Linked DNA regions of Mus musculus: region 1 is linked to region 2. The links are chromatin contacts, found by Hi-C in ENCODE. All regions are on one chromosome and are shown on one strand. Each heading gives the region's core, a stretch centred on a gene start or an enhancer-like site at or near the end of the contact. The rest is flanking DNA. Distances are from core to core; before and after follow the strand shown.

Region 1 (3,931 bases), core at 215-2,714, 2.2 Mb before region 2:
ACTTTCTGCTGGCTATCATTAACAGCAGAATGTCTTATGCATTCTTTGTTACTAGTTAAAATTTTCTTAAATAAATATCACAGCCTCCAAATTTGACAGTGATTTCTCTGAGAAGCCAAATCTTTTTTTTCTCAGTTCATATTTATAGACTGTTACTAGTGATAAGCTTTGTATACTATATTTTTTTTAAAAAAAGATTTATTTATTTATTTTATGTATACAAGTACACTCTAGCTGTACAGATGGTTGTGAACCACCATGTGGTTGCTGGGGTTTGAACTCAGTTTAAGAGCAGTCAGAGCTCTTAACCATTGAGCTATCTCTCCAGCCCCCTGAATATTATACTTGATACACAAGTAACCCACAATTTCTTGTACAGAATGTTTTGGTTATTCGAGTCTCCAAATACGATAAATTTATTTCTTCTCCAGCAAACATCTTGCATTACTGCTTCTTGAATCTGAACCTTCAGTTTTATCTTATAGGAAGAATGTTGACCCATATAGAAGGAAAATACTATCATGCTTTTACTGTAGGTGAGTTTTAAACATCTAGTTCAAGTTGCTCGCAGAGACAAGGCTGTTTATGTAACAGCTCCATTCTGCTATGTAGGTCTTCCCAACCCTGATTAACGGGGAAAAGCGGCTCAAGTCCCACCTTTTGCAGTGAACAGCTGATTCTATTTTCCCCTCTTAGCCAATGGTGATCAGATATTTCAGAAGGAAACTGGGTGAGTCATCTTCTGCAGATAAGCTGAAATATTAATAGTTCTATCTCTACCAGGCTCTCCTGCAGCCAGCTAGCAAGACTCCCACTGAGCCCTGCCTGAGGAGCCATTCCTAGCAGATCAGCCTGTAAAGCAGTTGGATTTGAGAGATTCTGAAAGCGATTACGTTAAATAGTACACTCGACTTTGCATTTTAATAGATTATTTTTCTTACCAGTTTTTGGGCTGTGCGAGTGTTTAGGACAGATGGACTTAAAACCTGCCTGACCGTGGACCCCTCACCGGAATCCCTGCAGTGGTAAGTACCCACGGTCCGGGAGGCTGTGTGTGCTTCTCCCTGTTACCGACGCTACAGGGTCTCGGGGAGCAATTCGTGCAAGGATCGCGTGTACCGTTAGTGTGTGGTGCAGAATTTGGGGTCTAGCAGTGCCTGTAAGCACCTTGGGAAAGCTCCTAACAGGGAAAGCGCTGAGCCTACTTGCGCCACCAGGGGACGCCATACTCGTTCTGCAGTCACTCGCTGGGTCTTGGCTCAGCGCGCTGCTAGGCCATAGTTTAGGTCTCCAGGACCCGGCGTCAAAGCCGAAAGCCAAAACAGGAGACTATCCCGCGGAACAAGCCTGTGGGACTGAGCGAAGGAGACCAGGAAAGAACTTCCGCAGCCGTTGGGCATGGGGCGGAGCTTCCGGTCTGTTTTTTTTTTTTTAAGGACCATCTCTGAGGGCGGGACTTCCGCAGTTACCGGAAGTACGGGCGCGCCAGTTCGGGTCGCCGGGTTGTGTCAGTGCGGGAATCGGCCGGTTTTTTTTCCTGCTCTGGGTCTGCCTCGGGAGCCTCGTCGCGGGGGGATCTACGAATTGAGTGCGACGTAGGCTGGTTCCAGGCGGACGCGAGTGCTGCTGCTGTGACAGGTGACGCCATCTTCTCAGCTGTCTGGCTTGGCATCCTTCTCGGGCGCTCGGGGGATGTCAGGTGTCCGGGTGGCGGTGGGGACGAGGCTTCGAGGTGGATGAAGGATACAGTCCTAATCCTGCGCACTCTCTCTGGCTCCCTGTGTACTCAAGTGGCGTCTACCTGGCTGTCTGTGTCCCGTGGGAAGCCCAGAGTTTTCGAAGATGGTGGCCTTCGATCCCGCAAAGACGGGGTATGGCCTCTGGGAAGGAGGAAGGGTGGGGGGCGGAGATGGGGTAAGCAGATGCTGAAGTGGTAAAACCCCGCCACGCCTTTGTTTCTCTTTCTGAAGACTTCCTTTTCTTCCCCGTACACTTCTATTTCCTAAGTTTTAAGGCATCATAATGGGCCAGTTTTACCAAAAAGTTGCATAAATATGCCATTTCACTTCGCGAGCAGACATAACCGAACGATTGATCAGGTTCTTAGAGGTTTTATCATCTAACTTGAACTCTTCGATGTTTCTTGTGCTTGAAGACGAGGACCGTTAGCTCTACACCACTCACTCTCTTGCCCGGATGTAGATTGCTAGGCAGTTTCTTTGAAGTTCAGATGGGTTTTCTTTACATTGCTTATTGTGGCCTACAAAGTATGCCATCAAAGCGGTACTGAAACCTTTTTACCTCTAAGCAGTACACCTGGTGATAATAAGCCTCCAGGATACTTCTCCCTTTTCTAAGAAATCTTCTATTATGCTACCTTCCTTGCTGTTTTGGTTACTTTGCCGATCACATTTTCAAGTGTTTGTAAATTCTCTTTGACACCTAAGCCACATACTTGAGCATAGTATATATAAATATAACCTGACCAAAGTAAGTAGAGGCCTTCTATTAGTGTTGCCCATAGGAGACGCAGAGCAGTGGCCAGTGGCCACATGAAATAACAGTGTGACCTTGATGTTTATGACAGCTACGTTTTTGCAGTGTATATCAAGCCTTCTTGCATAAATTTCTGGACACAGGACCTAAGTATGCTTCCTTTGGTTTTCTTACTCTGAGATGTTACTTCCTTTAGTATAGGTACGTTGGTCTGTTATCTTACTTTGCCCTTGATTTGAGGTAAAATCCTTGGGGTTGGGTATTTCCCCCAGCAGTGATACTAAGAGTTTTGTTAGTTGTCCTGTCCTGATTTATTCAAAGAAAGATATGCTTTCTAGATTTGAATTTCTTTTTTGGTTATTGAGAAAAAAATTCTTGGTGGTAGCTTATTTAATTACTGATGCCTGTCAGCTCAGTGCCATCCTTAGACTCGATAAGTGTGCATCATTTGCCTTCATCTCATCAGTGACAGAACATTTTAAGTAACTTAATTCTGGTGACAGATTTCCAAGGTTGCGTGTAGAGACCATTCTCTTTTCTGTTACTGGTTAGATATTGCATTGATTCAGCCCTCTAGAAGTTAATTTTAAAAGTACTATTACAATCAACACTTAAAATATTAATATTATTAATACCTTTATTGAACTTTTGGAGGTTCAGTGACATTTTATAGTTTATACTACCATCTGCAAATTATATAACCATCTTTTTAATGTATAACTAACATTTTTGGGATAAACCGGGTATTTATTTTGAAATAAATCAGTTTTTTCTTGTTGAAAGAAAATTAAAATTCTTCCTCCAAAGTATGAAATAGAGAGTAATGTTTTATATTATCTCAAATAAAAGCATACATTGTTTGTTGTATTGCTTATAAAACTACTTCAGCAGGCTTCCTGTTTGGTTGTATGTACTTAATAAAAATCTGATACTGTAGGTAGTAACACCTTACTGTGGAACATACATACTAAAAAGAGCCTTGAAAAGAGAGAGAGCTAAGTGTTCATTGGTGCGGTTTAATGTTATACCATTTACCAAGGTAGTGAATTTGGTATATTAACAGTGTGTGTAGAGATTTTATTCATTTGTTAAATATGTTGCACTAAAGCTGGACATGTATTGTTCTGCCTTGTTTATAAACAGCAGAGAAGAGGATATGCCCATGACAGCATGGAATAAGGACAGATGAGTTTGGCAGGCCAACCAGTTAGGAGTGCAGGAGAAACTATATTGCAGCTTTACATTTAATGTACTGATCTGTCTTACTGAACTGGGTGAATTGATGTGAGTGTTTGAAAGAAAGTAATTACCTTTTGGAGCTTTAGATTCTTTCTTTTTAAAAACATATATAGGTGAATTAGTGCATAGTAAAAGTAACTTTATAAAATAATTTGTTTGGTGTGATGCTGGTGATGAAACCCAAGGTCTCAGCTAT
Region 2 (3,880 bases), core at 1,149-3,648:
AGGGAGGGGGCTTGTATGGCTTCAGCTACAGAGGAGTCCCAAGCCCACCAGATAGTTGGAAGAGAAGGAACCAGGCTAGTCTGGGTAGAGGCAAAGTCTGGTTCCTAGGAAGTCTGGTCCAACTGGTGGTAGGGGCAACACTGAGAGGCAAGGGGGATCTCCTTAGCAACGAGGGCCTTTTAAACTACCCATGTTTGGTGTGTCTGAGCGGGGGCACACAGGGTAGCTCAAGTGAGAGGAAGGAAGGATGGTGGTGGAGAGGAGGCAGCACTGGTATTCTACCCAGTCCTGCCCTTCTTGTCTTCATTCATCTTACATTAATTCTTTTAACCCAAAGGGATTCCCAAGAGAGAGGATAGAAGTCAGGCGTGGTGGCGCTCGCCTTTAGTCCCAGCACTCGGGAGGCAGAGGCAGGCGGATTTCTGAGTTCGAGGCCAGCCTGGTCTACAAAGTGAGTTCCAGGACAGCCAGCGCTGAAAAAAAAAAAAAAATAGGATAGAGCATCGTGGAAACAGGAGTGGAACAATAGAAAACAGTATAAAAAGGCCAGAAGAAAACAAACAAACAAACAAACAAAATCAAATAACAAAGCAAAACCCCCAAAATAAAAATAAACAATAAAAGAAAAGGGAAAAAGAAGAAAGAAGGAAAACAATAAGTAATGCTAAATGTTTGGAGTATCTCTAATAATTCATAAAGAACCACACTACCTGTGGAATGCTGTTGTCTGTGGCACAAAACCCAACCCTATAGGACATTTGGCTCAGAGGAAACTCACTGTGCTTCTTCCTATTTCGAGTGTTCTCTGCCTCAGAAAGGCATGATTTAAAATTCCAGATCTTCACCTTGGGCCTTGAGCTACAGAAACCTCTGTGGGCAGTGGTCCATTGAGTCTGACACCCCTCCTTCCAGTGCTTTTGGCTAAGAGCATCTCAAGACAATTTCAAGGCACCCAGTGATACTCTTCTCTTCCCTTTTAGAATGATGCTCAGGGAAAATCCATTATCAAGCTATTAGATCAGATGTTCTCCAGTTTAGTGCTCATCATAAAAATCTAGAGAACCTGTTAAAAATATATATATTTCCTGGCTGTTTTCCCAGAAGTTGGAAGGTGGGGGTTGGGAGGGACCTGAAGGCAGCCAACTTCTGTTGATCATGGGAGTTCAGGAATTGCTCAACTGATTCAAGAAGGCAGAGATCAGATCTCATGCATCCTTGTCTACAGTAGATTGGATCTCCCCCCCCCCCCTAAATGTTTGAAGCTTAAAGGGTAAGTTGGAAGATACAAGTCTGTGCGCCTCCATCTTTTTTCTAGGGTTGTCCTAATAGTAGTAAGACTGTATTGTCTTTGCCTAGGTTGTTACTTTGTTTCCTATATTTCTATGTATTCAACACGTATAATTTGCACAGGAAGGAGGCTCAGTGCTGCCACCCCTTCTGTGAGCTATCCAGTTTGCTTGCTTTTGAGGTCTTATTCTTGGGATGACTGCTGAAGGGGTCTGCGTGCTTTTAGAGATTAAGCTCCAGGACAACTCAGGGATCCCCAGGAGGTGCATCTTCAAAATAAACAAAATCAACCACAGATTGGATACTTTTATTTTATTTTATTTTATTTTATTTTATTTTATTGTTGTTTCTAATAGAACCTTCCGGGTTCTGACTAACAAATCAAGAGCAGGGCTTCCATTAGGTGGAGACTGGAATCTACCAAGCCTTTTTTGTTCCGATTTCTTTTGGATTATCCAGAACTCAGGCCTGCTTCCTGAGGGTGTGTCTACGAATGGCTTTCCCCGACATTCTACTTCCAATCCTTTCTCTACAGTCAGTGACACAACTTGATCTACTCACACATCTTTCCTCAATTTCGAAGGAGAAGTGAAACCTGGAGGATCCTATGGATCCTGGACATTGAACAGAAATGCTGAAGCGCCCTACTGTTCTGACTGTCAGGCCAGGAAAGAGCCCTGCCGGAAGTGAGGCGCGTGCCTCTGCTCTACTGCACAGACCTCTGGGCTCCCTCAACCGCCACCCTAACAGCTAGAGCAGGTGGGGTAATGGGCGCCCCACGAGCCTCTGCGCCCACGTGGTGGGCTGACAGGCTCCGCGCCCACTTGTGGGATCATCCCTGCAGCTGCGCTGCCATTCACTTATGCCACTTATGGGTTTCCTACCCGGCTATAATCCCTCCATCCCCCGCTTGAGAAGGCACCCCAACCCGACTCCACCTCTCAGGGACCACAGCGATGCATCCCTAACAGAACGCGTGTCCATACTATCCTGTCCACCCCTGCAGAGTGCTGGAGTCTTTGACACAACAGGCCCCGCCCTTGCGTGAGTCCCGCCCATCGCCACAGCCCATTGGCGCTCGGGCGGGGCGTGGGCGGCTCCTGCGGGTGCAGGCGGGGCAGCGGTTCCAAGGCTGGCGCGCGTGGGCCAGGGCTTCAGTGCTTGCTGAGTACGGGAGTGTCTGGCGTCTCTACCTCCTCATCATGAGTGACTTGGATTCTTCGAGCTCCAGCGCCTATCCGAAGTACCTGGAGCACCTCTCTGGGGATGGCAAAGCTATCGGTGTCCTGACCAGCGGCGGGGATGCCCAAGGTGCGTGCCTACCAGCTCTCTCGCTGGTCTCCAAGGGCCGGGCAGGGGGCGAGGGCGGCTGGAGAGGGCTGCAGAGGAGGGTAATCGGGTTGGGAACAGAGGGAGAGCTGGGGAGAAACGTTGGGTGACCTGGATCTGGGAGAAAGGATGAGGAAAGGGCTTGGTGAAAATTACCTATGAGAGCCGAGGAGAACCGGTGGCTCAGGAGTAGGGAAAACCCTAATCTAGGAACAACTAGGGTGCCTGAGGAGCGACCATAGAGTTCCATTACGTGGTGAGGGGCAGAAGATAAAGGATATTTGTGTAGGATTCTTCATTCCCAAGATGAACCAGTTTTCCATCCCCAAATTTATTAATTGAGCTAGCCAATGGGGTCGTCTACTGTCTGGGTCATATGAGCCAGGCGTTCTTTCCTGGAATTAGGTACAGGGCGACGATAAGGATGCCACAGCACCGCCCCACCCTAATCCCTGGGACTCGTAGGAAAAACAGCGGGGTACCCACAGCGCCTCCATCCCAGTCCTGCCTCCCAAGCGGTGCTAGCAGCCTTCTCTGCTGCTGCATTGCGGGATGCGCAGCTGGGGGGGGGGGGGCGTGCAGGGGTCTCTCAGGGTGTGGCATTGACTGCCAGGCAATGTCTCTTCCTGCTTGTGACAAAAGTGAAAACTAAAATGGGTCACTAGGCCCTCCGGGGCCAGCCTCCCCAGGACGGGAAAGACCAGGAAGCAGGGACTCCGGGACGTCATCAGCCCTCACTTACCAGCTCCGGGCTTCCCTTTTCTCCCAATGACGGGATTGATTTCAGAGCTGAAGGGACTCGATTTCTGTACGCTTGGATTTGATAAACTGAGAATACTTAAAATGTAAGAGCAATGGGGTGACTGTACCGTGCCCCAGCCTCTAATCCTGGGTACACGTGGGGGCGCTGGGGTTCCCAAACAGTGGGCTTTCCGAGTTCATGCTAATTTCTTGATGAGGACACGCGCTAGAAGCAAGACCTACATTTTCATAGAGTATGTGCCCTCCAAGTCTTGAGGTCTGTGCCGGCTGCAGACAGTTCCTGAGCCAGGTTTTGCTTTTGCTTTTCAGTTCTTTCCTCTACCCTGGATGCATCCAAATGCCATGTTATATTTTCCCTCGTTCTAAGCCAGCTCAATCCGGGAGGTTTAGGGTTGGAGTCCTTGCCTTCCGCCCACCCCACGGATGACCTTCCCTTCGCCCTTGAGCGGGGCGGGGCTGGCGCCAGTGCCGCAGGTTGGGGAGCTGCTTAGGGCACCGCCCC

What was found. Hi-C counts contacts between places; a loop is a spot of excess contacts on that map.
Region 1: a map of T-helper 17 cell shows a loop between it and region 2 (7-fold over the local background). The contact joins the promoter of Wdr37 here to the promoter of Pfkp in region 2. A Hi-C loop is called at or near these places in 2 of 37 maps with a recorded cell type or tissue (T-helper 17 cell and T-helper 2 cell).

The regions. Positions count from the first base shown.
Region 1 is chr13:8,868,577-8,872,507 of GRCm38, reverse strand. It overlaps Wdr37 (WD repeat domain 37), which reads left to right and starts at 1,464. Exons shown (of 14, transcript NM_172445.3): 1 at 1,464-1,638.
Region 2 is chr13:6,647,289-6,651,168 of GRCm38, reverse strand. Pfkp (phosphofructokinase, platelet) reads left to right here and starts at 2,398. Exons shown (of 22, transcript NM_019703.4): 1 at 2,398-2,598. The coding sequence starts at 2,490.